Linked DNA regions of Homo sapiens: regions 1, 2 and 4 are each linked to region 3. The links are chromatin loops, found by intact Hi-C in ENCODE. Cell type or tissue: IMR-90. All regions are shown on one strand. Each heading gives the region's core, and the rest is flanking DNA. Links, peaks and the distances in the headings are about the cores only.

What was found. Hi-C counts contacts between places; a loop is a spot of excess contacts. Peaks named below come from ENCODE experiments on the same cell type or tissue, not always from the same donor. Only the 100,000 strongest peaks of a DNase experiment are listed, where the experiment ranks them.
Region 1: it touches region 3 in a loop (3-fold over the local background); 2 of 110 quality-filtered maps call a loop at or near these places.
Region 2: a loop joins it to region 3, with 19 times the contacts of the local background. A loop is called at or near these places in 29 of 110 quality-filtered maps.
Region 4: it touches region 3 in a loop (6-fold over the local background); 19 of 110 quality-filtered maps call a loop at or near these places.

Annotation. Positions count from the first base shown.
Region 1 is chrX:108,163,456-108,171,280 of GRCh38, reverse strand. It overlaps COL4A6 (collagen type IV alpha 6 chain), which reads left to right. Exons shown (of 45, transcript NM_033641.4): 34 at 364-471; 35 at 565-672; 36 at 1,265-1,336; 37 at 1,661-1,786; 38 at 5,795-5,911; 39 at 6,243-6,404; 40 at 6,583-6,681. Among named protein-coding and RNA genes, the nearest start is that of ATG4A, 76 kb to the right of the region's middle. In IMR-90, for the core only: a CTCF peak has its summit at 5,669 (motif pointing left); no DNase peak of the experiment used is centred there.
Region 2 is chrX:108,221,561-108,229,385 of GRCh38, reverse strand. The region is part of intron 3 of COL4A6 (collagen type IV alpha 6 chain); the gene reads left to right. Among named protein-coding and RNA genes, the nearest start is that of ATG4A, 130 kb to the right of the region's middle. In IMR-90, for the core only: a CTCF peak has its summit at 4,516 (motif pointing left); no DNase peak of the experiment used is centred there; H3K27ac peaks cover 1,400 bases; H3K27me3 peaks cover 244 bases.
Region 3 is chrX:108,300,345-108,308,169 of GRCh38, reverse strand. The region is part of intron 3 of COL4A6 (collagen type IV alpha 6 chain); the gene reads left to right. Among named protein-coding and RNA genes, the nearest start is that of COL4A6, 130 kb to the left of the region's middle. In IMR-90, for the core only: a CTCF peak has its summit at 3,725 (motif pointing right); no DNase peak of the experiment used is centred there; H3K27ac peaks cover 1,197 bases; H3K27me3 peaks cover 291 bases.
Region 4 is chrX:108,533,406-108,541,230 of GRCh38, reverse strand. COL4A5 (collagen type IV alpha 5 chain) reads right to left here. Exons shown (of 53, transcript NM_033380.3): 2 at 1,426-1,485. Among named protein-coding and RNA genes, the nearest start is that of COL4A5, 97 kb to the right of the region's middle. In IMR-90, for the core only: a CTCF peak has its summit at 4,017 (motif pointing right); no DNase peak of the experiment used is centred there.

The DNA.
Region 1 (7,825 bases), core at 2,762-7,761, 140 kb after region 3:
CAGAAAATTTCCTATCTATCAATTCCCCAAGCAAATCAGCCTACTCTTCCTTCAAGACTCATAGACTGGCAAAGACCTTTGGGATAATGGCCTACATCCCCTTAGTTTAGAAGTTGTTATCTAAACTGTCCTTCTTGAACATTTCCACTTATTGCTCCCACTTCTGAAGGGATACTCATAACAAATTTACTTGCTTCTCAATTGTAGGGCACCTTTCTAATGTGAAAACAGCCACCACTATCTTTTTTAGAGTTTCTTCATTGGGTCTAGCTCCTTCAGCAATTCAGAATCTACTCTTTCCCATAGAGGAATACACTGCTAGAAATATGGCCTAATCACTCAGCATTTTTCTTGGTTTTATAGGCACAAAAGGAAGAGATGGACTAATAGGCAATATAGGCTTCCCTGGAAACAAAGGTGAAGATGGAAAAGTTGGTGTTTCTGGAGATGTTGGCCTTCCTGGAGCTCCAGGTACCATGCCACATGATAACCTTATTCTGAAAGAGTTTGGATTAGCTTCAAGCCATGCCCCATTCTGAACCTCTGCCTTGGTTTCACATTTAGGATTTCCAGGAGTTGCCGGCATGAGAGGAGAACCAGGACTTCCAGGTTCTTCTGGTCACCAAGGGGCAATTGGGCCTCTAGGATCCCCCGGATTAATAGGACCCAAAGGTATGTGTATTTGGGAGCAGGCAGTGGGGAAAAGTCTTTCCCTCGATGAAGGACACCAACTACTTTATCTTAGAAGATACTAGCTAGGGTTAAGCCATGCCTACAGGAGTCATTGGACATGAGGAATCATGGGAAAGGAAGATGAAGAGTAATGAAGGCAGGCAAGCATGAGTGTGAAGAGAAGAATATGGGATCCATGAAGAGAAGAGCTAGCAAGGAAGGCAATTGCCCTGGCATGTGTAGCCTTTCCCTGACTTAGAGATTGGGCAGTGAGTTTCTGGAACCAGTCTCTGGGAGCTGACAACTCAAGGTCTTGACATTGCTACTCTGAGTTCTTCTTCAAGATACCTAATGAGCTGCCATCTTACTCCTAAAGCTGTATTGGTCTCTGATAAGAGTCATGAGAACCTGTGGTGTAGGATATAGGTTGGGAGTGTTTTCTTCTCCCTTAGGGCATTAAGTAAATGCCTCAAAAAAGACCAGGACTTTAAAATAAGGACCTCGCAATGCCTTTGGGGGCAGGTAGCTACCTCTTGCTGATGCTTCATGATTCAGAGTTGCTGGAGCCATTTTTGACATTCTCTCCCCTCAGGCTTCCCTGGATTTCCTGGTTTACATGGACTGAATGGGCTTCCGGGCACCAAGGGTACCCATGGCACTCCAGGTTAGGAAGACCCTCAGGGTGAAGAGGAGGGCATCAGCTCTTCCAGAAGCCTGGCAAGGGCTGGCCATGAATTCTCGACTGTGGTGTATCCCATATCCTTGGACTCATAGCTCTCCTTATTAACCTCCAATTTGAGGTCCCTTGATATGGAGAAGAAAGAGGATGGGTTTTTTTCTTCTACTCAGATTAACTTTCTTTCTTGTTACTTCAGTACTCTGCCTCTGGTGTCTGTCAGTCAGGCTTCTCAGGCCACAGGCGAGTGAGTTAGGCAGGAAGGCCTCACCTCCACTGAGGTCTGCCCCCTACCCCTGCATCTCCTCCTAGGACCTAGTATCACCGGTGTGCCTGGGCCTGCTGGTCTCCCTGGACCCAAAGGAGAAAAAGGATATCCAGGAATTGGCATCGGAGCTCCAGGGAAGCCGGGCCTGAGAGGGCAAAAAGGTGATCGAGGTGAGTCCAAGTCAGGCCTTGTAGAGGCTGAGTGAGGCCTTGCTGGGAGAGTCAGGTTTAGGGTACAGCAGGGCCATGTGGCTCACAGGGTTGGGCTGTGAGTGTCTTCACATCTCTGGGAGTCTCACAACCCAGTGGGAATGACTGCTGAGAAAGAGAGGTTAGGCTGTGCTTAGCATTTTCCAGTGAAGACTGTCAGGGCACAGTTCACCAAGTCCATTTTAGCCTCCAGATTCTCTTCTGTTCCTCCTTACTAACCTCAAGCCTCTCTGGCATGCTTGGTCAGAGCTTGCAATTATTGGTCCTGAGGGACAGGGCTTGTCCATTTAGTGAGAGGTTGGCTGGCATTTCCTCAGCGTCCAGTGTGGATGGCACTCCCAGGGCCCTGGGAAGACAGTGTGGCTGCGGGAAGGATCCCAAGACTAAGATGATACAAGTCTCCACCGGACAGAACCACAGCATACCCTCAACTAGAATTTGTTGGGTTTACTAGAAAGCAGGTTCTACCCTAATCTCGGCCCCTGACTCATCACATGGCCTGAAGTCCCTTTCTGAGTCTCCCTTTCCCCACCTCTCAGAAAGTAAGAATGACTTGTGTTCTTCAACTTTTCCTCAGGAAAGTTCCAAAAACCCGTGTACATTCCACTCCATGTTAACCAGGAAATGAATTCACCATAGCATCATGGTTAAGAGTATGGGCTCTGAAATCAGACTAGCTGGGTTCAAATTCAAGCTATACCTCTCACTAGCTATATGACTTTAAACAAGGAAGTTACTTGTTCCTCAATCCCAAATGAGCCCTTAGTTTTCCTTTTCCATAAAATGAACATTATAACAGAACCTACCTCATAGGTTTTTTGAGGAATCAATGAGGAACGAGGTAAGATATACAAAAGCTCAGTGCCTGGCACATAGTATATACTTAAGAATATTATTGCATGTTACCTGGGGAAATCATATTTGCAAAATTTCCTGTTTCTCTCTGCTCTGGGGCTTGAGGTCTCACCGCATTTTGTTTATGTGCATGTTTGTGTACAGTGTGTATGTTTCCGAGGGACTATATTCATATATTAATTCATTTCCTGCTGCATTTTAAATTGATGCATCTGCAGTTTCTGTGTTTGTTCTTCCCTTTGATCTGGACCAAACTGTTCTTTTCTGAAAGCCAGCAGCTTCTCCAGAGGAAGGGCTCAAAGCAGGGTCCGAGCCTGCCCAGAGACTGTCTTCTTTCATGGGATATAGGGAAAAGGGGACTGGATAAAAACACAGGGACATTTTCTTTTGTTTTCAAATCTTGATGGTCATTAGATTATTCATTTTCTTTAGCTATCTGAGATAATAAAATCACAATTATGCATGTAGTAAACAGCACAGGTCAAGAAGGATACATTTCAGCAACATAGCACTAAACAAAAAACAAACATGTCACAGAGGAATACATTTGGTATGATTCCATCAATAAATGTTCAAAAATAAGCGAAACCAACCAATACATTGTTTAGAGATATACATGGTCAAACTGAAGAAAAAGGAAGAGGATGATGAACAAAATTCAGGAGTGATTGCCTCTGAGAGGAAGGGAAGGAAGAGGGTGGAGGGCACACAAGGAAATTCAAAACAAGTGACATCTTCTTAAGTTGAGTGGTTGAAACACAAGTGTTCATTGTATCTGAATTATTCTTTGCATATTATAAATATTATGTCATATCTTCTCAATATCTAATTAAAACAATTTCTTTAAAAAGAATACAAGAAATATCATACCACGCCCCACCCCACCCCCACAGGAACCTATCTTTGATTTGACAACGGGAGTCAGTGCAATATGATGATTTACTCCTAAGAAAACATCACAGAGTGGTTGGGTGCAGTGACTCATGCCTGTAATCTTAGCACTTTGGGAGGCCATGGCAGGCAGATTGCTTGAGCCCAGGAGTTGGAGACCAGCCTAGGTAACATGGTAAAACCCTGTTTCTACAAAAAATACAAAAATTAGCAGGGCATAGTGGTGTGCGCCTGTAATCCCAGCTACTCGGGGGCTGAGGTGGGAGGATTGCTTGAGCCTGGGAGGTTGAGGCTGCAGTGAGTCCTGACCACATCACTGCACACCAGCCTGGGCAACAGAGCAAGACCCTATCTCAAACAAACTAACCAATAAAAAAACTTCATAGAGCAATCCCTCTCATTACAGTACTGTTATCTAAATAACTTTCAATGATACTATTTGTTTTCATATTTGCACTAAATACGTAGAGGCTGCATTTATGTATTTTGTTTTTTCAAGGCTTTGACACTGGACTGAGTTGGAAAAATGGGCTGTTTTGCATTTTCATCTGCTCATTTAAAGTGTTTTATTGTTAAAGAAATGCATGAGCTTTTTGCAATACTTGAAGTCAGTAGTGCCTTTATTTCAGGTTTAATAACACGTAAGTGTAATTATAAAATTAAGAAACAGGTAAAGGGAGAAAAAGTCTCCAAAAACTGCCATGGGAACTTTTATAATTTGTGTACTGCCCACCACTGCCTACTCTATTACACATGTGGTGTCTTGTTTATTAGTTTTGCATAATTTCAGTTTATATATATAAGCTATACATATATATGCTTTATATGTATATATACATAATATATGTGTAGAGCTGTATTTTCAGAAAAAAAGTATACAATATGTCTTTCTTTTCAGATTTTTACCCTGGGGATAAAGAAAAATATTTCAAAGGTTCACCAAACCAGAAGTAACAATGCTATGAGTACCACCACGTGGCTTAGCTACTAGTTTTCTTTTTGTGTTTTTTCTTTTTTCCGGACCTAAGAAACCTAGAGAGACTTTTCTCAAAATTTATTTTTTCTTTGTCTAAATTTCAAGATTCAATTAATTAATGAGCTATTTAAAAACACCCAAATCTACCATCACTTTTATAAATTTTCATGGATTTACCTTAATAAGAGAAATTCAGCATATTTTTGCATTTTTCTTGTCACAAAAGATAAAATTCGATATTAACATTTTTGGATTTTCTTGTCGCAAACAAAAATTAAGAATCTCAACCACCAGAACAGTTTATCAACCAGTTTGAATCCATTTATCTTCATTTGAATATCTTCTAGAATATCCCAAAGTAATAAATATATATCTTCCATGCTACATGTATAATATCAACACCTACATTTGTGTTTTCCCATCAAGATTACCATCTATGTATTTGATATGTGAACATTAAATAAATCTTCTGTGATCAGATGAAAGTTTTGGTTTTGAACATATTACAATAGAAATAGTTCCACAAACAGAAAACATGTAAAGCAGTATTAAAATTAGAGCAAATGAGTATTCTGTATCTATTGTAATAAGTGGTTATTCTCTTTGGCCAAAAAGGGGGGAGGGATTTAGTACAGAGATATTTGTTCCATAGGCAATTAAGCAATCACTTGGCTCATATCATGAATGACCTATAAAAGATTGTTTTCCAGTTTGCCTAGAAATTGCAGAAGATAGCCCTAGAAGACACAGAGGCACCGCATTCTTGCTGCCTCCATTCTGATCGGCCTGGTGTCTGTTCTGACTGGCTGGGGCCTGTGGCCTACGTTCTGTAACCTTTGTGCAGCATCAGACATAACTGGCTAACTTAAGAGGTGTTTTTTGACACAGACAGGTTTAAAATCACTTTGGAAACTTAAAAGTCCAGGTGCTCAGTCATGCCTTCTTTTCTTTCTGGTGTGGGGGAAGTTGGCCTAAAATATTTCCATTACCAGTGAGGTAAGGGAGCTAGAACTTTCCAATAAAATGCAGCTCCAGCTGGAAAAGGGGAGTCTCTGAGCCCTTGTCAGTTAGTCTGCTTTCTGGGAAGGAAGGATTAGGGAAGAAGAGCCCTCTGCTGGCGTTCTCTGGTCTGGCTCCTACCTAACTGCTTCCATTTTCTCTGTGTGAGCTTCCATTTTCTCTGAAAGAGCCTGGCCATCTTCTGGGCACACAGAGCCTATCCAGCCCCTTTTATTTATTCTTTACAGGTTTCCCAGGTCTCCAGGGCCCTGCTGGTCTCCCCGGTGCCCCAGGCATCTCCTTGCCCTCACTCATAGCAGGACAGCCTGGTGACCCCGGGCGACCAGGCCTAGATGGAGAACGAGGTAAAGACAGGAAGCCCAAAAGAGGGCTAGCCACCACCTTTTGTCTGACATTTGGGGAAGTCATGTATACAGCGCAGCCAAGTCCCTGTTGCTGGACATATGTGGGCGTGTTTGGCTTCACATCCCTCCCCGAGTGGGGACACAGGGGACTTGAGCCAAGTGCATTTTGCTAAAATGGTTTGGGAAAGTCTGGGCACTAGGACCCCACCGATGGTGAGGGAACATTCTCTGTCCTGGGAATGGGCTTTGGAGTCCTGTCAGTCCCTAGGCCTTCTGCAGTGGCTACTACCTGTTCACCTGCCCCTCGCCCCTCTTCCGATCTTATCCCTAGGCCGCCCAGGCCCCGCTGGACCCCCAGGTCCCCCTGGGCCATCCTCGAATCAAGGCGACACCGGAGACCCTGGCTTCCCTGGAATTCCTGGACCTAAAGGGCCTAAGGGAGACCAAGGAATTCCAGGTTTTTCTGGCCTCCCTGGAGAGCTAGGACTGAAAGGTACGGCTGCTCGGCTGGCTGCTGGGCCCTTCCCCACTCCACGGCCAGGACTCCTTCCTGCAGTCCTGTGAAGAGAGGCCGGTGGCTGATGTTCTTCCCTACCTCACCCCTGCCTATCCTCCACCCCTACCACCCCTACCATGCCGGGACCTGACTTGCTTCCTTTGGGCTTTGTCAGGCATGAGAGGTGAGCCTGGCTTCATGGGGACTCCAGGCAAGGTTGGGCCACCTGGAGACCCAGGATTTCCCGGAATGAAGGGGAAGGCAGGGCCAAGAGGTAAGTTGAGAGCATGTGCTGGGCTGATCCAGAGCTCGAGGGAGGGGCCTGGTGGTAAGGTTCCTTCAGGCATCATTGCTCACCACGCCAAGAAAGTCTGGATGTCTAAAACAGCTGGATCAAGGTACCCCAGAGAGGCAGTTTCTCTACCTTGGGGATCCTTCAGCCTCTATCACCTCCCAGGACTGAAGACCACTGCTGCCTTGCCACCATGGATCCTGCTACTGACTGCCTCTCTGTGTTAATCTCTGCATTAGTGGGCATTGGGTTTGCACTCAGATCACCACCCACCCGTTTGCTCAATTCAGAAATAAAGAACCGTCTTTTGCATCCTTTCCCACCCTCACTCACACACATGCAATCTAGTAGCAAGCCCTGAGGCTTGTACCTCCTAAATGTGCCTTGCATCTGTTCACCTCGCAGTACCTTGGTTGCTACCCCCAGATCCAAGCCACCAATAGTTCTCATGCAGCACCCTTCCTCCCCCGACCCTAGTGGTCACTTTTCCACATAGTGGCCAAAAAGAGCTTATAAAAACATAAATCATCCAGTGGCTTCCCATGGCGTAGGAATGAACTCACCGTGGCACGCAAAGCCCTGTGTGATGCCTCCCTCTTCATCCTCATGGCCAGCCCTTCCCCTTTGCTGCTCACTGTGCTCCTGCCATACTGGCCTCTTTCAGTTATCCAAAAACACCAAGTCCTGGCCTACCACAGGGCCTTTGCACATGCTACTTCTACTTCCCAGAGTGCACTTGCCCCTCTACTCTTTAAATAGCAAAGTCCTTCTAATGTTTTAGTGGTCTCAGTTTAAATGTCATTGCTTGCAAAAGGCCACTGATCATTCTCTAAAACAGATGCCTCCACCCCATACCACCCTCTGCTCCCTCCCAGTGTCCCTGTGTTAGTCCTTTCCTCCACAACACTTCTCCCAACTTACACTCAGATTAACAGTATTTGTCGAGTTAGGCATTATTCATCTTCATCACCAGACCATAATCTCCATAAATGTCTGTCATATTCATTGCTCTATCCCCAGAGCTACCAGGACCCTGGCATATAATAAGCACTGGGGAAATATTTGTTCAATGACTTACTAAGCAAATTATGCTATTAGAAAGGCAGCTGGCTGGCGCCGGGTTCCT
Region 2 (7,825 bases), core at 1,821-6,820, 79 kb after region 3:
GTCTTCATAATTACCCTATGAAGTAGACACTGATATTATCCTCACTTGACAGCTGAAGAAATTTGAAGATGCCATTTGTCCCAAAGTCCTACGGTGGTGAAGAGGGAATTTGAATCCTAGACTTCTGAACTCTGAACCCTGTACACTTAGCTAGCATATCATCTCACTTCACTAAATTCTGAACCAAACTGGAAGCCAAACTAAAGTTTAAAACAAAACATGCTAATGTACCAGATTAAACACCTCAGCATCTGTAAATTTTTGTAGGTTATTCTCTATTGCCCTTTCTTACTGATTCTCTGTGATCTCACCTCTGCTCCAGCCAGACCCAGGCTTCTGACTGGCCCTCGCTTACAGAATTCGCTGATTCCCATCAACATGTTGTTCTTCATGTTTAGAATGCATTCACTAACAGTTTGTTGGGTCTTTCTTTGCCCCTCTGCTCCCTTGTCAATTCACACGTCTCTGAATTCCTCTTGGACTTGTGGTATATACAGTATAATTTTAAAAATGCATTGCATATGACTGGTATGGTTTGGCTATATTCCCACCCAAATCTCATCTTGAACTGTAGTTCCCGTAATCCCCACATGTCGTGGGAGGGACCCAATGGGAGGTAATTGAATCACGGGGCTGGTTACCTCCATGCTGTTTTCTTGATAGTGAGTGAGTTCTCATGAGATATGATGGTTTTATAAGGGGCTTCCCCCACCCTTCACTCTGTACCTCTCTTTGCTGCCACCATGTGAAGGACATGTTTGCTTCCCCTTCTGCCATGATTATAAGTTTCCTGAGGCCTCTCCAGCCATGCTGAACTGTGAGTCAATTAAATCTCTTTCCTTTAATGCAATGACCTTATCTCCAATACTTTTTGTGATATGGCCTTATCTCCCCCAACAAGCTTAAATGTTCCTTGAGGGCATGGGCCATGCAGTGTGTTTCTTTTGTGTATTGCCTTCTCAGCCCCTACATGTATATTCATACTTGCCAAGCACAAAACTCAGCATGAGATGAAAAGTGTTTAATTAGGTTGGTGATGGGCCATGCATCATCTGTTTTCAAGGGATAACATAACTATAAGTTTCATGAATGCAGAAACTATGTTTTACCTGCCATCTTAACCTCTGTGCCTGGCACAGAGTAAGTGCTGAATAAATCATTGTTGAATGGATGAATTCCATTCAGGATGAGAATCAAAGCCATTTCACTCAGAGATCTCAGAGAACAAAGAATGCCCAGAAACTACATTAGATGTAGACCATTTCTGTTTTCAAAGGCTCTAAAAGGTATTGTTTTAAAAGTCTACAGTGGATGTTGTATGAACTTGGGTAAGTCCCATTCTCTTTCTGCCCTTCAACTTCTCCATCCTGAACTGGATCAATTCCTGAGTCTTATGCAGCTTTCTTTTCAGTGATTCTGTGATCAGATGTTTCCTGATTGCACTCTATTGCAACTATCATAAATTAAAGTTAAAATTCTAAGGTCCCCCCAACCATCTGAATGGATCCGTCCTCTTGGCTAGGGGCTTTCCAAAGCTAACCTGGAAAACTAGTTCAGTCCATGTTAGGAACAAGGAACCAGACATGCCTCATTATACTCTCCTCCCTTTTGGAGTTACTGATAGAACAGACTCTTTACGTCTGAGAAGAAACATTTACCATCTATTCTCTCCGAAGCCTGCTACCTGGTGGCTTCATCTATTATGATATATCCTTGGTTTCCACAACCCCTTATTATAACCCAGACATTCTCTTCTATTGATAATAACTCTTTCGACAAATTGGTAATCAGAAAATCTTTGATTCCACCTATGACTTGAAAGCCCCCCCACCCTGCCCCAGGCTTCCAGTTGTCCCAGCTTTCCAGACTGAACCAATGTACATCTTACATGTGTTGATTGATATCTCATGTCTCCCTAAAATGTACAAAACCAAGTTGTGGCCTGACCACCTTGGCCACATGTTCTCAGGATCTCCCAAGGGCTGTTTCATGGGCCATTAGTCACTCATATTTGGCTCAGAATAAATCTCTTCAAATATTTTACAGAGTTTGACTTTTTCCTCAACACTATTTAGACTTCCAAACAAGATACTGCTGTACCTGGGCCACTGGCTTCTCAGTCATTTCTCAATCATTTCTCCACTCAGCAAACATTTACTGATGCCCACTGTGTACCAGGCATAGTGCTGAGCACAGGTGATTCAGTAAAGAGTAAGACATAAGCCCTGTCCTCAAGGAGTTCAGTCTGTTGGGAGGTATAGACACATAAACAGGCAACCTAGCCCACACATTGGGTGGGGGTAATCATAGAAAGCTCCCTGGAGAAGCTGATATCTTGGTTAGAGCCCAAAAGATACAGAAGTGGTAGCCAGGAGAGCAGAGCCATATACAAAAGCACATAAAAAGGCCCTGGAGTAGGAGGTTAGGAGAGAGTAACGCAAGATTGGAGGTCACAGACCATTTGGCAGACTGTGGCAACACTCCAGGCGAGAGATGAGAAAGACTTGAACTAAGACCATGGGGCTAGAGATCAATGAACAGGTTTCAGTTAGATTTTGGAGGTAGAATTCACAGTCCTTGCTAATGGATCGGATGTGGGAGATGAGGGAATGGAAGGGTCATGGAGGACCCCTGAGTTTCTGGCTTCATCAACTTTATGAATGGTGCCATTTACTGAGTTAACTCAGAAAAAGGGAGCTGGTTTGGAGAATGGGGTTGAGGAGAAGCCAATGTGGTTCAGTTTGGGGCATGTTGGGTTTGAGTTGGAATATTTATTTGAATAGATCTCTTATACGTCATTGACTATAAGGATCTGGCACAATCAGAAGAGAAATCTGGGCTGGAGGTTCAGGTTTGGGAGTCATTAGTATGTAGATTAAAGCCCTTCAGGAGGAAAAATAAACACTGAGAAGCCAAGTACCAAGGAGAACCAGGACACCATTGCTATGTAAAAGGAGAAATGCTCTCACAGATGTGGGGTACTGGCATACATGCTCATCTATTCCCAAGCACACATCTCTGCCCCCAAAGAGGGTCGCTCAATGATGTCTGTGCATCTCCAACTGAAACTTAAGAGAAGGAGCATTGGTGCCCAATCCTAAACTCTCCATTTTGCCATAAATGATGCCTAAAGGAAAAAGGGAACTAATGCTTTCATTCTATCTGCCAGGTGTTTTATATGTATTAACTCATTTAAATGCTGACAATAATCCAACGTAAGAGCTATTATTACACTTCAGCCCTTGATACTCAAGATGGTTATATCCCTTGCCCAAGGTCACATAACTTAATTGGCAGTAAGGAGACTTCATTTAAAGTGTACCTAACAGCACTGCATCACCTTCTACAATACAACTGGATCCTTAGGAAGGCCTGTGCACACCCTTCTCCCTTCCCTGCTTCATAAATACCATTTGCATCCCCTAGCTTAATGCTTTGCTTTACAAATCCCTCTGGGAAAAGCAAAGCTCTAAGTTGTCAGTCATTAACGCCTCAGTGGGAATGAGTTTCAGATTCTTCCTCAGGAACAAATGTTAATTTTATGGGAGAAGAACACTGGAACCTTAACGGAGGTATAAAAAGGCAGAAAGGGACTAAGTTATGAAAAGTCAGCCCCCTCCACCAGTTTCACCGTCCTGTCTAGTGTGAGGCATATGCTTTTAAGATTCTTCGATGATATATCTACATATGTCTACTACTTTATAGGCAGCCCCATTTCTGGGTCTTTTACCCTAGTTATCTGGGTCTGATCAGAGGCCACCTTAAACTTCACACTGATCCCAACTCACTGTGGTTGGCAGGAGGCAGCCAGCCTGGGCTGTGGTTGCAGACCTGCGGTTCCTGGCCTTAAGCACAAGTCCCAACTCATTCCCTTGAGAATTAGACCCTGATGTGCATATTTAAAATCCTGAGCAGATGGAAGCAGGAGAGCTCATTGGAAAGACTTGGAGGAGTTCCTTCTGCCCTGTCTGGGTCTATTTGCCAAAATAAATGACATGTATCAGAACAGGGCATTAGTCCAAGCCCATTGAAATTCTGCTAGCTGTCCAAACAGTGATGGTGTTTCAGATTGGTTCTGTGAAATGATCAGGGTTAGGAAAAAAGAAATAATGTGTGAGCATCTGGCTGCTGCAGCCTACTGATGGGGACAGTCCCAGGGGCGGGCCCAGGGTAGTGGAGGGGCAGCCTCAAGGACCCCCTAAGACATCTGCCACTGGCAAACAGGGAAACAGCCACATACTGGCAGCAGGTGGTCTGTTTAGTTCCATGCCGTTCCTACTAGCTACGTGACCTAAACAAGTCCTTCCTCTTCTCTCGGCCTTCCCCCTTCCCCCCGCCCCCCGCCCCATGTATAAAATAAAGCCCGGATTGAATGGTCTCTAAGGGCCTTTCCTGCTCGAACATTCTGTGACTTCTCTGACACTGGTTTGATTTCTTTTTCTCTGTAGAGGGAGAGGCCCACCTACCCACCTGCTTATCTGTAGTCTCTATGTTCTCACACTGACCTCTGCTGGCCATTATGAAAAATGTCGCTGATAGTGTCGGGGTGGGAAAGGAAAGGAATTCACCACTGATTTAGTTAATATTAAGCTTTAGCTGTATGGGTAATGAGGCAGAAATCCTGTGCATTAGAGATGAGGAAAAAAGATCATACAGCTATAAGCACAAAGTAAGCGTATCTGGATGACAAAACAACCCGCAGAAGAAATGGGTCTGCCTCTTTTTTTTCTCAGTCACCTTCATTTGTTCCCGGTGTTCTGTGCCAGTGTATGAAAGGACATCCATGGATGGGAAGGCTTTTTGTCTCATATCCTATGACTGCAGGCTCCATAAGAGCCTCACACCATGCTGAGGGGACAGTTCTGGATGAGCAGAAGCCTAGAAACTTCCCACAGGCCCTGCTTCTGGCCCTTGATTCAATGTGAGAGGTTTCAAACTGAGCTGCTGGCACGCCCGCCAACCCAAGCTGGAACCTGGGGCCAGTCCAGAAGTGCATGTTCCTCTAGGGGGTGCCTTTTCAAACTTCTATTTGGAAAAAGAATTAGAATTTAAAAAATATATGTGAGTTCTTTAGGAGAGTTCCTTTCAGCTCTCTTGTTGGAACACAGGGGTCAAGAAATTCTGCATGCCCACCAAGCCAGGAGAAAGGAAGCAGGCTGTGGGACCCTGTCTTTTCTACATGGAATCAGAGTTCCAGTTAGGCCCAGCCCTCGAGTTGCCTACCTCCTAAGTCTCCTTGCTTACCCTTGCTGATAAGCATGTGCTTGCAAAGGTAAGAGACCAGAGGTAGAGGGTGCCAGTCCCTGTGCCTATGCTGGGTGCTGCTGGGACTCTTCTCTCTAATGGTGTGAGCAGGATGGGACTGGGCCACATCACAACCTGCTCTCTCAGTAGCTGTTCAGTGATTTACTGTCCTCTTCCCCTTCCTTCCCTTGATGTGGGAAAACTTTTGTCAGGGCTTGGATTTGGGTCAAGCATTCAGTGCCCTGACTGGATCCTCTCTGCTAGTAATAACATGGCCTCTGCAAGCCCATCCTGCCCTCCATTCTCCCATCAAGCAGCTCCCTCCTCCTCAACAGCTGCTTCTTATCTGCCTCCCTTGTCCCAGCCTCAGGCAGGCAGCCCTGGCCTCATTCTGACATACACATGTTATCCTGAATGCTTCTTGATGACTTTCAGCCCTGAAAGACCGCTCTTCTCCCAACTCTCCCCTGTTCCCAAACCTCTGAGGGTTCCCTGTGTCCTGCCACATCACGACTTCGACTTTTCTGCGGTGCTTTCCAGGCCCGCTTCAGCTGGAACCTTTCCAATCAACCTTTCCAGTGCGGCCCATGACTTCCCCCAGCCATGGGCAAAATGTAAGCCTTCCACAAACCCTCCATTGCCAACTCTTTTTTCATGTTCCCACAGCACTTAGGCTCTGTTCCAAATTTGTACTGTTTGCTGTGATTTTGTATGCATTAGTCTTGAAACCTAGGCCCACATTTTCTTTCTTTTTTTAAAAAAATTATACTTCAAGTTCTAGGATACATGTGCAGAACGTGCAGGTTTGTTACACAGGTATACATATGCCATGGTGGTTTGCTGCACCCATTAACCCGTCATTTACATTAGGTATTTCTCCCAGTGCTATCCCTCCCCTTGCCCACCACCCCTCAACAGGCCCGCATGTGTGATGTTCCCCTCCCTGTGCCCATATGTTGTCATTGTTCAACTCCCACGTATGAGTGAGAACATGCAGCGTTTGGTTTTCTGTTCCTGTGTTAGTTTTCTGAGAATGATGGTTTCCAGCTTCATCCATGTCCCTGCAAAGGATGTGAACTCATTTTTCTTATAGCTGCATAGTATTCCATGGTGTATATGTGCCACATTTTCTTTATCCAGTCTATCATTGATGTAGGCCCATGCTTTCGACCTCCTACTCATTGTCAACAGCACCCCAGCACTATTTTTTAAGTACTGCTCTTTTTATATTATTAATATGCATTATACACACATATACATATATACACACATATTTATTGATTTTGTGAAAATCCCAATAATAATAAATAACAGAACCACTGTAAACAAAGTTCCAACAATGGGAGGTAGGAGCCTAAAAATTGAAAGTTTACTCCACCCCCATCATTCCCAGAATGAAGCCTGTTAAACAGTTTGCAACCTATCATTTTTTGTAGGCCACATGTTGGGTATTGGAAAAGGTTAAGTGGTAGGTGGTGCCCAAGAGAACTGCATTTCCTTGGACAGAGCATCTTTTACTTCCTTGCAAGGGTCGTAGGTCTTCGTGGGCCTGATTGACACTCAAAATTATACTCCAAAGGATCATCACAGCTGGTGGCCACTTGCATCTCCAGTACTTAACTGTAGCCACAGCATAAGGCATCTGTCCCATTTTCAGCCTTTTAAAAAGTAAGCCTTGAAGGTGAACAGTAAAGGGCATGCTTAATGGGCTTCTTTTCAAAGTTTTTCACAGATTTGTAGGAAATGATGGACAGTCAGTAAAGGGGCCAAGAGGTGGAGATGGGAAGCATTTATGAAAATGGACTTTCTACCTGATACGGTGTTGTGCTCTCTGAGAGGTAATGCATATTACTAATGGTTTTCATTTTTCTGCCAAGAAAATTCAGTCCCTACTGGGATTTGTTCTAAATGATAGACCAGCCTGCCTGTGTTGCACCCACTAGGGTTAATACTCAGTCTGAGTCCACTTTAAAATGTCAGCCTGAACTCTCAGACTTAATTGTTACAGACATTTTATAAGCAGGGCATTTAAAATCCTCAGGCTGTTCCCTCTTGCTATCATAATTGATACTTAATAGATATTCTTAGGCTTCTTGTATTTTACACATTCAACACTTTACAGATTGGAGAGGAGAGGAGAGAGGGATAGGAAGAAAGAACAAATAAGCAATTCATGTGTGTATATGTGCATGTGTATGTGTGTTTTCCCTGTGAATGTCTGCTACTAGGTGCAGTGATGGAGTCCTGGGATCTGCCAACGAAGATGAGCTCTTGCAGGTTTGTCAGCCTGTAGGTTTCTGGGCCCACTCTGGCCCCCTGGGGCAATGTTCTTTAGCCACAGCCATTTCTGGATTTCACTGCAAGCACATGGTTGGCCATTTGGACGTGAGTTATAAAATGTCATGATGCTCTCCAGCGCTCTGTTCTTTCACTATTTTGACAATCTGATGGATGGCCTGGCATTAACTAGGAAGAGGACAATATTATCCATCCTGAATAACTGATTTCCTAAGAAGTACAAAGTTGAAGGATCTTGGTGCACATGAATCTTATTAAATGTGCTTATAAAATGTGTTCTATC
Region 3 (7,825 bases), core at 1,546-6,545:
TAGTCTGGCTTCTCTTTTGAAAACATCTGAGTGGCTGAGGGGATGGAGGATGGAGGAAATTAGAATATCCCTGCACAGATTTTTACCTCAATATTTAAAAGACACAGACTCCACACTGTCAAATATGTTCCTAAAAATGTATTTGCAAAGTCTAAAGTTTCAAAGAATGTTTGTCAAAGTTACTGAACCAGACCAAGCCATATTTCATGAGTCAAGAGCAGGAATGTCCTATTTCCCAAATAGATAAGACCGATGCTCATGCAGAAAACTGAACGTGGATGCTTGAAGCACCACCAGGTCCTGTTTAGTCATCCTCCCTTTCCTCCTACCTTCCCAGGGCCAAGCAGAATTGTTTAAATTGGCCCCAGCACTATTGACCCTGCAGGACAGCCTCTCAGTACCCCTTGTGTGCAGATGTCAGAAAGATTTGGGACTGTTCTCCTTAGCTGAGCAGAGGGCACCATTTATATTTCAAGCTGTTCCTCTTGAGCTGGGAGGGCAACGGAACATTGGGTCACCCTGAGATGTGCTGCAGCCCTTGGCAGGCCTGCCCCCTGCCTTGGGGAAACATCAAGCGCATAGCTTGCTGGGCAGTGTGTACTTTTCCTTTGCCAAAGTCCTCTTGAACTGACTAGGACATTTACACAACACCTAGCACTCCTGCAAAACTGCAATCCAACCCTTTTTGGATGAAGCTATCTCAAACAGATTTCTCAAAGGTATGCCCTGCCTGGTAAAAGTCCCTACCTAATGTTGGTGCACTGCTTTGCAGTTTCCAAAACATCTTCTTTCAGGGGCTGTAATCCTGTATGTATGCAACAAATAAAGAAACTGGTAAGTGACTTGCGCAAGGTCACCAGCCTGCTAGTAGCTAAACCTTATTTAGCCAACTTTAAGAGAATGGCAATCTTTAAAAATGACCTGCCTCATAGTGTTAAATAAACACTATGTTCAGATTTGAACTTAATATATGACTTTCACTTTTCTTTCTTAGGAGTTAGGTGTTATTATCTGGAAGAACTATTCTTTCGGGTTGTTCTCTTCCCTGGTATTTTTTTTCCCCTGCCACTTGATCAAACAAAACATTTTAGGTTGACATTTCCAACACTTCTCTTTTTTTCCCTACTAGATCTGAAAGCTATCTCTGCATTATACTCCATCAGTGTGTGTTTGTCTGAAGTTGGGGTTGGGAGGAGGGGGCAGTTTGTTTTCTTCTGAGCCTAGTATTCCTTAATACTCTTTTAGAGTTTTCCCTGTTGTAACATTGTTCTGGTGTTTATCTAAAACATGGTGACCCCCTAATTATCCATGCCATCTAAAGAAGCATTATCACAGATAATCCAAAACCATGGGGAATGCTTGGATTGCCCTCTAGGTAAAGGCTGTTTGTCCCCCATTTTATGACTTGGGACTTTATGCCTAGCTTGAGAGTTTATGAAGTTAGCCTGAGTTTCATGAGAAACTGAGCCCAAGTTTCTTAATTCCTTATATCCTGCCTACATCCTGCTGTTCCACTGCCGCAAAATGTGTTTCCCATGAATTCCAGAACCTAGATGCATTAACAACTAGCCCTTCAATTTATTCTCCTCCTGCAAACATCTGGCATTCCCTGTGTCAGCTGACTGGTGCCATGGCTACCAAGAAGCCTTTCCATTTTCTCCTTAATTAGGAAATTGCAATGTACATCTTTCCTCCTCCCTGTGTATCCCCTCATGTCCCTCTCCTGACTACCCACTACAACACACACCAATGTCTTTGTCCTCTACTGCTCCAACATGAAAGCTCATATTTTATATCACCTCCTTGGGTGGCCAGGCCTTTCTCCAGCTGCCTGCACTTAAGTTTTGTGCCTTATTTCATGACAAATATTTGCCCTCTCACTCCTCAGACATTTGTGGGCTGGCCCTATTGCTGACACTAATCACTACTAACTTACTTGTTGCCAAATCCAATGGATATTTTTCATTCCTTATCTTCCTTGATGGCCCTGCTATATAAGACACCTTCTTCTCTCCTGAAACTTTCTGTTCCCTTGAATGTTATGCTATCCTTTCCTAGTTCTTTTCCTACTGTGATTGGGATCCCCCAGCATTCTGTCCTCATCCCACTTTTCTTCTCAGTGTAGGCCTCTCCCAGGGTGGTTTTATATACTGCAGGGATTTCAGCCACCATCCATAAAATGATAAATATTAAATCTCTAGCTCTAGTTCAGATCTTTCTTCTTAGTTTCTGATTGGCATTGTCAATTTCTTGCTGGATATCTCTGCTTAGATTTCACTGGCACCATAAACATGTCTATACAGAACTCCATTACCAACCCCCACCAGATGTACTCCTTCCTAAATTCTATCTATGTCTTCCCCATCACAACAAATGGCATCAACAAGCACTGAGCTGCTCAAGCCAGAAAACTGGGAGTCATGCTTGTCTTCTCTTTCCTTTCCCTACTACCTCCAATCCATCATTAAGTCCTGTCCATTTGTCTTCTGAAATTGAACTTGAATACATACACTTCTCTCCATACCCATTTCTCCAATCTAGGCTCATATAATTTCTTGCCAGAATTACCTCAATAACCTCAAGACTGATCTCTCAGCCTCTAATCTCACTCTCCCCCATCAATTTGCCACTGTCCTGCCATAATCTTTCCAAAACACAAATATGTATCATGAAACTCTTGCTTAAAGTCCTTCAATGGCTCCCCCATGGACTTCACAATAAAATCCGAACTCTAGAAAACCTATAAAGTCCTTTATTACCTGGCCCTGGACTACCTCTCCAATATTATCTCTCATTATTAGGAACCCTCCTCACTTCAGAAAACAAAACAAGACAAATATTTTCAAAAAACATATGAGTTCACTGAACTATTTATAGTCCTCAGAGCTACTGTGTTGTTTAATGTGTTGCAGGTTTTATACTTGCCACCCCTTCTACATATACTAGTCTTCCACTAGCTCTGCCCTTTCTCTGTTGACTTGCTTCTATTTTTCCATCCTTTAAAACTGAGCACAGATTTCACCTCTTTGGGAAGATTTCCATGATCTGCCAGGCTGGGGTTGTCTACTCTTACCATCATTTCTCTTCACTTGTCTGCTCTCCACTATCTTAAGAACAATTAAAGGGCAGAGACAGTGTTCTTAGACTCTGCAGAGTCCGTAGGCACTACACACTGTCTCATGAAAGACTGACCAACTGACCAAGCAATTTTGCATAGGTGTGGTTCTAGCCCTACTCTCCACATCCAGGATTAGCTGTTAGGATGCTGTGAAGTTGATGGGAAGTCTCCTGTTGAGGGAGTAATCCCTGCTGCTGAAAGAAGGCAAAGAGCTGGGGCAGTCATTTTCACATCTTCTTTAGCTCCTGTTAGCTGCAAGGACCACACATCTGATTTCGATGGTTTTCTCTGGGATTCTGCTTTCCTTAACTCCTCTGAGTTTTTGACCTGGCCTCTTCTTTTGCTTGATTGCTTCTTACTCTATACCTAATAATGCAAGGGACTTGGCAAAATGCTTATCTTTTACTTCCAACAATTCATTCTTTCTCCAAGATGAGAACATTAATGAATAATTGTGTCAAAGGTAATCCCTAACTTTCTTTGTGACGTTGTTTCCACCCTCCTCTCCACCAAACCTTTCATTAAAAACCTCTTAACCTTTTGCAAAGTTGATGGTCTTGTTCCTCTTCCTTGTGGGAGGGGGGAAGTAACGTCTGAGCAGAGAAGTAGCCACTAGGTGGTAGTAAAGGACGGGGTAGAAAATCAGGGGTCTTTGTATATTTACATATGGTTCTTTCGGTTCAGGATAATTAATGATAGTGTTAAAACATGTGTCTCTGCACAGAATCAAGATGCAATCATAGCCCTGCAGATGTTCGTGGTTATCTTAATCATTTATTTGATTGTATTGTGACATTACAGGATTTATGGAATATATTATATGTACTAGTGAGGGAGGCTTCTGCTAGAGAAGAGCCAAGGAGCTGGAGAAGGAGATAGATAAATACACAGCTGTGGAGACAAGAACACTGCTTTAACTATCCAGAGACCTAAGTGTCATGCGTGAGCTTTGCCAACTGGATGACTTTGGTTTGGTGCTTTCCCCTCTCAAGGTCTCAGTTTTCCCATAGGTGGGATGAGAGATTTGGGATGTGTGATCTCAAAGGACCTGCAAGCTCTGACAATCTAAGTCAGACACCACATTACTGTACCCTGATGGTTCCTTGCCCCTAGAGTGCATTATCGTGCTTTCTAGTATTGAAGTGAGATACGGAAGGTGATGTTTGACAATGTCCTATCCTCTGAATGGTGTCTTGGCAGCTGCCTCAGATATAACTCATTTGCTGTGGCTTCTTTACTGCTGCTGCTTCTAGATGCTCCTGACAGCTGAAATTGTGCTTCTGCAGGAATGTGCAGGACTCTCCTTCCTTGGTCATCTGGATGGTGTGATTTGAAGAGTCACAGGAATTTCTCTTCACCAAAACCCAACAAAATCTTCCCTGCCTTGCCTAGGAGTCATTCTGCTTACCGTTCTAGCTTTAGAAACTCGCTCTTTAAATGAAGCATTGCCCTGTCCTTGCATTGCTTGTATAAATCTCATGTGCCTCTCTGATGAGAGGAGCCATGCTCACTCTGCATATCTGTGTGCACAAATCACAAATTTTGGGGGACCACTCAGTTTTCCTTTTGCTGTCCCTGCTAAGTCATATGACAGAGACATCAGATATTAAGACATGAGTGAGCATCTTGCAGGTCAACAAGCGACATATTATCTCCTCCTAGTCTACCCCCTCCTTCAGTTGCCAGATGTGTGCCCCTTTTTGCTTCTTGTTCTTCCTTTCCTCCCTAGTCTCTAACTTCCCCTTTTCTCCCTCAAGACTTCCTTCCCTCTTGCTCCATTTCTAGCTTTCCATCCCTCATTCCTGGTTTCTCCACCATGGCCTCCTCCTCACCTAGTTTCTCCCCTCTGCCTTCAGTTGCCTGGGATTGCTTCCTATGTCACTTATCTTTGACTCCAGTTTCTATTTTTTGTCATTTATCAGCACACATGAAAACTGCAGCAGCAGGATAGCAGGGAGGAGTTGCTGCAATGTACTTTATAGAGGCATCCCACTTATCCAAAGATTCTTAATCTCAGAGCCTGAATAAGTGGTCTGCAAATTGGGGGGGTGGAGGGGGGAGGGCATGCAGGTCAATTTGTTGGGTATAGAAGAAAATATGAAAATTTCTATTCACATTTAATTTGAGAGACACTAGAAAGAAATTAAGATTTAGGATTAAATAATTTATATAAAGTGTTTAAAGCTGTGTGGTTCACTAAATGCTATGTATTAGACTATTATTATTACTATTATATGTAACATGTGTATTTTCACTGGCATCCTCATCAGGTGAGTTGGCTTTCTTCGGCTTTCCTGTTGTGCATACTCTGTAAGGTATCCTGAGGGAAGAGTGGGGGCTCCACAAGATGGAGGGGTGTCCTTGGGGCCCTTACTTTTTTTCCTGAATGTATACCAGAGATATTGATGTTTCCTTGGACCTAGTTAAGTAGATTTATGGATATTATCTAACTACATTTAACCCTCACAAAATGGACAAGCAGCTTAAGAAGATTCCTGCAAATAGACCATGTATTGGAGATAATACTAGTAATGTAAGCACATGGCAGAGCTCACACTTCTACTCCTAAAATGAGATTTTTATCAGCCTCATTATGAAGTAAAAACCATGGTAATCTAATTACACCTGACAAGAAGTCAGCAAAAACATATTGCAAGAATAATGAAGACTATATGAAATATGGATTTATGTCAATTCTCAATGATGAAAGATCTTGCCCTAAGTATATAATTGTGCCTTAAGGTATTAGCTAATAATATAATAAAGCCATCACAATTAACAAGACATTTAACATGCTGTTTATTTCATCTTTGTCTCATCCTTTTACACTTTTTATTTATTGTGTGTTTCATTTTATATATATTATCATTAATATATGGGGGAGAGATTAGGACATGTGTATGATTTATATAATTGTTAACAATGTATAAATATACATGTTTTGAGGAAGCATGCTCAAAGCTTTTCTAATTGAAAAAGGGTGTGCAATCAAAAGGATTTGGAGACCACTGGCCTAAACCATACTTAAAATAGCTGGGAGCCCGCAGACAGAGGCAAAAGAACTCTGGATAAGAGAAAAATAACTGTCACAAAGTCTCTTGCTCTTTCCTTATAGCATAGTCATGCAACCAACTTTAGAGCTTCACCTTGACAATTTCACATAGAATAAAGCAATGGAGATCTCAGGAACTGGGAGAAGTGAAACACCAAAGGAACTTATAAAATAATAAAATTGCAAGGCTGGAAGGTTGGATCCAGCCCTCAAGAGGTACATCGTAGGTTACAAAAGGCTTTCCTGGCATGCCTATGAATGCTCTTTCCCTCACTTTAATTATGAATGGGCTTGGAAGAAAGTTTCAGAGAGATTAAGAGACTGTCCCAAGATCTCTTGTAAGTGACATAACTGAGATTTAAATCAAGTGTTCCATTCCCCTCCATAGTGTTCTTTCCACCATGTCAAATGGCCTCTGAAACCTTTGTGGCCATAATCAGCTGAGCTCCCTGCATTACTCGTTGCAGTCAGATTGTTGTGATTGGAGGAATACTTGGAGTGGAGAAAATCTGCTAGGAAGACATCCACGAGATATCAACAAATCAATTGCCCTTCGTCCTCCACCCTAGTGAGTAGTAATTCCTGACTGCATGTATAGCATCCATTTATATCCCTGTCTGGGTTTTAAAGTGTTTTTCTAATATCCTTCTCTTTTAAAGGTTTAAGAAATGAATTCCAAGCTTAAGGAAAGCATGTTTTTTATATGTGATTACAAGTTCTGTGAGGAGTCATGTCAGTTTTCACAGCTGTAATGTGTGTCTGTCCCTTTATGTAGGCCACTGACTGTATGAAAGTTCACTGCAATGGAGTTAGAAACATGTGGAGATGAAATTACCAAGTATATGTCAGGGAAGTAATTTGGTGTCTACTTTGAGAAGACTCGCATTAATGGAAGTCTTCCAAGAATGTTTAAGAAAATTAATTGCACAGCAACTCTCTAAGCTATAGTAAAAGTTGATGGAAAAATGTGCATTGCTTTGCAGAAATTTGCTTCACTATCATCTTTTCAAAAGAGCTTTTATTTTAACAAATGAAGCACATAGCCAATTATTTAATGACCATCTTTACTTTTAGAGGTGGAAGTCCTAGACTATGTTCTGTGTTTTCTTTTATCTCATTGTGTTTTGTGAGGTTCAAGCCCCCTAGAAAAACATTTAAGAAAGTACTCTGGGGGCTAAATATTGGTGCAGGCACTGTGGGGAATGGAAACATTTCATAAGTACCAGACTTCTACTTAGGGCGGCTACACACACACACACACACACACACACACACGCCAATGTTTGACTACCCATCACTGCATCTGATTAAAAGTCTAAATGGTAAATCACGAAACCTCAAATGGATAGACTGGTATGGTCTGTAGTAATTAAGCTATCTCTTTTTAAAAATATTATGACAAAAAATATTTCTTTAGGAATATTAATTTGGTGAGGGTTATCCAGGGTGGATTGGAGTAAGAGACATGATAGGCAGACACTAAGCTCCCTATTTTTAGATGTAAGTGGCATGTCCAAGACCCCCTAGCACAACAGAATGGAAACTTTGTTTTTTCTGCTGCTTAGATGCTTTCTTTCAGTGGTTTTCTCTATTCCTGAATACACACACACACACACACACACACACACACACAGAGAGAGAGAGAGAGAGACCCA
Region 4 (7,825 bases), core at 1,571-6,570, 230 kb before region 3:
CTAATGTTACTCAAATAAGTGTTCTGCAGAAGACTATCCAATTAATATTAATAGCTGCTCTGTTAAGGGGAAAGTCTATAACATGGTCAAATGGGGCTTGGAAATGTAGCATTACAAAACAAACAAATAGGTTTCTTTGCTCCAGAACTTTTAAGAATGTCTAATATGCTAACGTACCTTCTATACCTCTAAGTAGATTATGCCCTAGACATACTGTCCTAAACTGCTTCATATATAATTAGCAGCATTCACTCATTCATTCAAAAATACTGAGCCCCAAAGAGTGGAGACAAGAGTATGATCCCATCTCCTAGTATAACTCTCTTTAGGCTATAATTTACTATCCCTTTTATATTTGATAATATTAATGTCATTCACTGATAGTGATTAGGCTTATGCTATATAATCTTCACCAATACTTACTTTGTAATCATAATATCTGTACAATAGGAGATGCTGCTGTGGAAAAAGTAAGATAGAAATAAACATTCAGCTGGGCATGGTGGCTCACTCCTGGAATCCCCTGCCAAGGTGGGCAGATCACTTGAGGCCAGGAGTTCGAGACCAGCCTAGCCAACAAGGCGAAACCCCATCTCTACTAAAAATACAAAAATAAGCCAGGCATGGTGGTGCATGCCTACAATCCCAGCTACTTGGCAGGCTGAGGCACGAGAACTGCTTGAACCCAGGAGGCGGAGGTTGCAGTGAGCCTTGATTGTGACACTGCACTCCAGCCTGGGTGACAGAGCAAGACCGTGTCTCAAAAACGAAAAAACAAAAAAAAAGACTTTCATCTATTATTAAACTGCATAGACTAGATAAAAATACATGATATTGCCTGGTATCTGGCAGAGATTAGTAGCTTGATAAATGTTTAGTTTCCTTCTTAAGTGTTTTTCCCCTGTCTTTGCCTATTAAGTAAGTCAGTGCCTTCAACAAGACCAATCAGAGTTTGGCAGATTATAGCTCTCAGGCCAAATGCAGATATTAAAGGACCCCAACACTTACCCAAAGGTAGCCATTAAGCTAGGGTTTCTGCACTATAGTCCCTTCTGTGGTCGCCAGAAATATGTTACGGGAAAGAGGTCCTGATCCAGATCCCAAGAGGCTCATGTTCTATGATCCAAGAGCTAAGAATATTTTTTAGTCACTTTTAAAGTTCTATTTATATAAATAAGAATATGTGACAGAAACTGATGTGTCCCATAAATCCTAAAATGTTTGCTATATGGCCTTTTACAGAAAATCTTTGCTGACCTTAAGATATAATCTAATCCTTATAAGCTCTCTAAAATAAGCAATGCAATAGGATTCATTTCACTTACTTAAGTACTGAGATAGAAGCTCTGTTTTTAAAAAAATATTTATTAAAACCATTAGTTTACTGGCTTTACTAAATTTTCAAATGCCAATCTAAGACCTCACCTTTTCCCCTTTTATGCCACTGCAGTCACACTTTGATCCTGGAGAACACCCATAGCAAGCCTATAAGGAAGAGAAAGAGGGAAAAAATCATTAAATATGAACCCAAAAATCAGACTCTGACTTACAGCTCAACTGAAATCAACAATCCAAACTTGAAAGATAGATACCAGAAAAATATCTGAAAAGATATACGAAATTGCAAATAACAGTTACCTCTCAGGAAGCTTGCACCTTTTATTATATACACTTCTGTCTTAACTTTTCAAAATGAGCAAACATAATTTTTATAATTTTAAAGTGAAAAATATCATTTTACAAGACATTAAAAATGAGATATCTCTCAATAAAGGCTAAAGATGGAAAGCTACACCATCTTCTACTTACAACAACAAAAACCCATGCACATATATTCACATATAAAGTACAGACATACATTTCAAAGTTAATTATTCTTACATTAACAGCCATTTGGGGTTATCACTACCCTTTACCTCTTCATTAATGCATGAGTGTTGACAGTATGCACAATCTAAAATATGTTAAAAATGGAAAAGAAATTCATACAACTTCCCTGTAATATGATTTGCCACATGTCCAAACTCTCAGGAACTCTCCTTTTTTTCTTCTAACATTGCTTGTAAAAAATTACCTCTCACTCTGTATTAGCAATGACCTTGGCAACTAGACAACAATGCCTACCACTTCAAGTCACTTGTTTCTCTCCATTCATGAGCAATCATGGAGCATAAAATATATAACACTATCTTTTACCACCTTTCTTTCTTTTCTTTGCTCCTACTCCTTCATCACTAATAATAGCTCAGTCTCTAACAGCTTTACCATAAATGCTGCTCCCACAGTCTAGATGTTCTAAACAGGCATTCAATCATATTAGGAATTGAGGTCCTCAAGCCAGAAAAATATCCTCCTCCAAAATAGAAAACCTATAGAGGAAAAGAATACAGTATGTGACTTCTGCCATTCAGTACTATCCTTTACTCTTAGAAAATGAACTGCTTAGAAAAACAAGTTAGTTTAATATACATGGATAGCTCAGTGTTTACTTACAAGGAGGTGGCATTCTTTTCATCAGATAGATACCAGACTGAGTTACTGAAACCTTCATGTGACATAAATACCAAATAATGCCCATCAATCTTGAGGGCCTTTGATATAAAATACCTTAGCCTGCTGCTCAACATTCCATGATTTCCTTTACTCTAGTCACTACCAAAGTACCCTCCTCAACCCTTTTGAAAGTACTGACCTTATCCTTCTGGTCAGAACTCCTAACTCACTCAGCTGCAACTAAAAGTCACCTTCATACTGAAACCTCTTTTCCTGATTATAAGAGCAAACTACAATGGCTTGATGTTGCAGTAATCTCTCACTCACACTACAAGAGGCTGCTCCAGTGAAAGCTGTGCTCCTGACACGTCAAACAGAAAGTCTGCTATGCCGCTATTATTTATTATTCATAGATGTTTGGGGGTTATATACTGATTTTAGTATTTTACGCTAACTACACTACAGATTAAATAGGCTTATTCAGACTTACTCATTCATCAAATATGAATTGAATATTACTAGAGGACAGAAAAATTGTTAGGCACTAGACTTCTAAGATGAGTAACACACAGCTCCCTCCAACATGTGTAACTAATTCAAGAAATACTTATTGATCACCTGTTATGTGACAGCCACTATGTTATGTTAGGTGCAAGTAGAAGTACAAAGTACATCATTGCTCTCTAATGGGAAGGATGAACCCATCTACAAAAAATTATATTACAATGTGCAGGAAACAGAGGTTAATTAAAAATATATAATATTTTTCTGCAAACATAAATTTTAAGTTCCAGACTATGGATTTTATAAAATTTAGAAGATACCGTTTCACAAGAAGATACTGATTCACAAGTTCACAAGACAGTAACTGTCAACAGTCGTAGTCCCTGAATTAAATTGTGCATATTGTCAACACTCATGCATTAATGGAGAGGTAAAGAGTAGTGATAACCCCAAATGGCTGTTAATGTAAGAATAATTAACATTTGACACTGAAATGCATGTCTGAACTTTATATGTGAATATATGTGCATGGGTTTTTGTTGTTGCGAGTAGAAGACAGTGTAGCTTTCCATCTTCAGCCTTTATTGAGAGATCTTCTTCTTTTAAATACAAATTAAGCTCCTAAAAATAATGCAAAGCAATAACCTGACAGGATTTCATTGATATGAACAAGTTTCTATGTGACCTTTCTTTATAATTGCATTTTGACTTCTCAGTATCCAACGATAGCCCCTAACTCCTAATATAATTTATAAACAAGCAAAACCTTAAATACTCTCGCATGTCATTTTACAAGTAATTTTGTATAATTTTTTGCAATTTTTTATTAACATGTAGCTTTACTTTAGAGAGAGCACAGATTAAAACAGTTGTGAATTATAGATAAATGTGTTTAAATTCAATTTAAAATTTTAATTTATAGTCTATTTATTCCACCTAGGTTATGAGAATGACTCTGGTACTCATAGGTTAAAACAAAACAGGCAATTGTAATACGCACACCAACCACTAGATGCCACTTTCTATACAGTTATAACAGTGGCGCCCACAAGGAGATAGCCCCAGTTTGACATCTGGTTAATGGAACAATTTGTTTTTTTACCAACATCTATTAATATTGATTAGGTGTCTAATAAACACAAGCACAATAATAGTTCTATGAGTTGTACAAAAGTACATGCAGGTGCTACCTTTAAGGAACTTCCAGTCTAGGTTTTTTGTTTTTTTAAGTAACTAGGTATTTTATTTTTTAAGTAACTGGGTATTTTCAGGACATATGAAAAGAATATCAAAATACAATGGAATAATGATACAGCGGTATATCATAATTTTACTTCAGAAGTTGAAACATTTGACCATGGACAAATCATTTCCATACTCTTTGGCTGTTTTCTCATTTGTAAAATGGCATACATAGACAATATGATCTCCTTAGGTAGCTTCCAGATTTCACTCTCTGTGATTCTGTAGGATTTGCCAGGTAAAAATGAGTGGTATAGTCAATAATTGCTATCAAAGTTAAGAAAAACAGTTCCCTTGAGCCTGAAAGTATTGACAAAGGCTCTGTGGAGAAAGTGAATACCTGGACTTCAACTTGGAAGGATAGACAGAAAGCTACCTAGAGGAAAAATTGCCATGCTAAGCATGATTAAAATACAAAATTGATTGGGGCAAAGAAGTAAAATGAACATTAAGTACCTCAGTCTAAAAGGCTAAGTTCATATGAAAAAAACTAATTTTTCGAAATCACTGAAGATGAAAGAAGCAAGAAAATGATGAAACTACAGTAATATTTTAAATTTTTATTGTGGGAGAAAGTAATAAATGAGTAAGGAAAGTTTTGTATTATCACACAGTAAAACACATCACAACACTACAATAATTAAAATAGTATGGTATTCAGTTAACAAAAATAGGAAGGCCAGAAACAGATTTACACATGCAAGCACGTGCACACACACACACACACACACAACTACTATATGATAAAAGTTGACGTCAAATAGATGTGAAAACAATGAATTTTTCAACATATGGTGCTAGAATAAATATAAAAAATAATAAATTTAGATCTCATGCTGCTACAATTAAAACAGCAGATATTAGACTTAAAAGTACAAATAAAAACAAATTCTGTATGAATTAGGGTCACCTAAAGAACCTCACAAAAATTTACATACCAGCAACCCATCGTAAAGATTCTTCCAGTAAGCTGAAGTTGAATAGCAGAATCTGAAATTTTAATAAACATCTCTAAGTAATTTTGATTCAGGTGTTCCAAGGAGACACATACTACAAAATAATGGCAGAGAGAAATAAGAAATATTCCAATAATGTGGCCAGTTAGGTATCCAGACTGAAATGCTTACTTAAAAAAAAAATGCTTGGAAAAAAGTAAAAACTTCTTCCTAAAAGCATCAAAGGGAAGCACAGTAGGATTTATCAAATCAAAATCTAGGGAAAACCAAAAAATGAACTGATCAATGAAACTACTTTTTCCCGGAGGACATATGCCAAACTTGGATAATTTTTGGGTTTTGTTTTATAATTTCTTTTACTATAAGGGTGTACCACGCATAAATGTACCTCACAATCCCACACCCAGGGAGGTGGAAGAAAAGATCTCTTGGTGCTTAGCAGAGAAGTACAGGAAAAAAAACCCTTAAAAAACTCACCACAAACTGGCCAGATTTGCAATCCAAATTAGCATTACCTGAGTGGACTCTGACTGCATTGACCTTCTAGAGGCTGGGCAAAAATACATACTGACTCTACGTAGAAAAAACATGCCTTCATAGTAAACTTCAAATAATTCTAATGTATCATTTTTTTAAAGGAAGATGAGATTTCCTAATTAAAAACCATTAAGCATACAAGAAAAAAAACCATAAGCAAAAGCCAAAAGAAACATATGACAACAGAAAGTACTCACTAAATATTTCACACATTGGAATTATCAGATAAAAAATATATAGTAACTATCTTTACAATTATAGAAGAATTTTTCTAACTTAAAAATAATAAAGGGAGCCAGCAATTGTATGAAAATGACATAGCTCAATCGAAATAAAATATAAATTCTAGAAGTAAAAGCTATAGTAATTGAAATTTAAAACTCAATGGATGGGCTTCACAACAGACTAGATAGAGCTGAAGAGAGACAGTATAAAGTTAAAAGACTTAGTAAAGCTAAAAAGAAATTATATATAATGTGGCATAGAGATAAAACATGGAAACTGTGAAATAATCATTAAGAGACATGGAAGAAAGAGTGAGGAAGAATAACATAAAGGAAATTGGGATTCTAGAAGAGGTGAGAGAGGGAATAAAGACAATACTAAAGAGACAACGGCTAAGATTTCTCAAGAAAAATCTACAGATATTTGTGATTCAAGAAACCAAACAGATTCAATGGCATAAAAATAAAACCTGAAACTAGGTGCAGCAGAACATAACTGCATAACATAAAAGTAAAGGAAAGGCCTTAAAAGCATCAAAAAAGACAAGACAGACCGCCTTCAAGAGAGTGAAAATTAATTTACAGATTAGTTCTCAGAAGCAATAATCAAAGCCAGAAGACCACGGAATGACATCTTTAATATGCTAAGAACCCAGTTCTCTTCATCCTCCCCCTCCTTGACACTTACCCTTCCCAGTCTCTGTTCTCTGTCTTTCCACTGTCTACCTCCATATGGTCAATTTTTTAGCTCCCACATACAAGTGAGAACATGCAATATTTGTCAATCTGTGGCTGGCTTATTTCACTTAAGAGAATGACATCGAGTTCCATCCATGTTGCTGCAAATGACATGATTTCACTAGTTTTTATGGCTAAGTAGTATTCCATTCTGTATATGTACCACATTTTCTTTATCCATTCACCTGTTGATACACACTTAGGTTAATTGCATATCTTTGTGATTATGAATACTGCTGCAATAAACAGGCAAGTGTAGGTATTTCTTTGATATATTGATTTCTTTACCTTTGGATAGATACCTAGTAGTGGAATTGCTGGGTTGTATGGTGATGCTATGTTTAGTTTCTTTCTTTCTTTCTTTCTCTTTCTCTCTCTCTCTTTCTCTTTCTCTCTTTCTTTTAAATATCCATACAGTTTTCTGGTGGCTGTACTAGATTATGTTCACAACAGCATATAAGAGTTCCCTTATTTTTTTTATCCTTGCCAACATCTGTTGTTTTTTGTCTTTTTATTAATAGCCATTTTGACTGGGATAAGATGATATCTCATTGTGGTTTTCATCTGCATTTCTCTGATGATTAGCGATGTTGAGCATTTTACATATACCATTTGTATGTCTTTTTTATGAGAAATGTCTATTCAGGTCTTTTGCTTACTTTAAACGGGATTAATTGGAGTTTTATTTTGTTTTGTTTGTTTTTTCCTGTTGTTTGAGTTCCTTTTGTATTCTCAATATTAGTCCCCTGTCAGATAAATACTTTGCAAAAATTGTCTCCCATTCAACAAGTTGTTTATTCCCTCTGTTGATTGCTTCGTTTGCTGTTCAGAAGCTTTTTATTTAATATAGCCCCATTTGGCTATTTTTGTTTTTGTTGCCTGTGCTTTTGAGGTCTTAGTCAAATTCTTTGCCTAGACCAATGTCCAGGAGAGTTTTCCCCTGGAATTTCTTCTAGTAGTTTTATATTTTCAGGTCTTATATTTACATAAAATTTTAGCTTGTTGAATTGCTTAAGTTCCTTGTAGATTCTGGATATTAGACCTTTGTTGGATGCACAGTTCACGAATATTTTCTCCCATTCTGTAGGTTGTCTGTTTACTCTGTTGATAGTTTCTTTTCCTGTGCAAAAG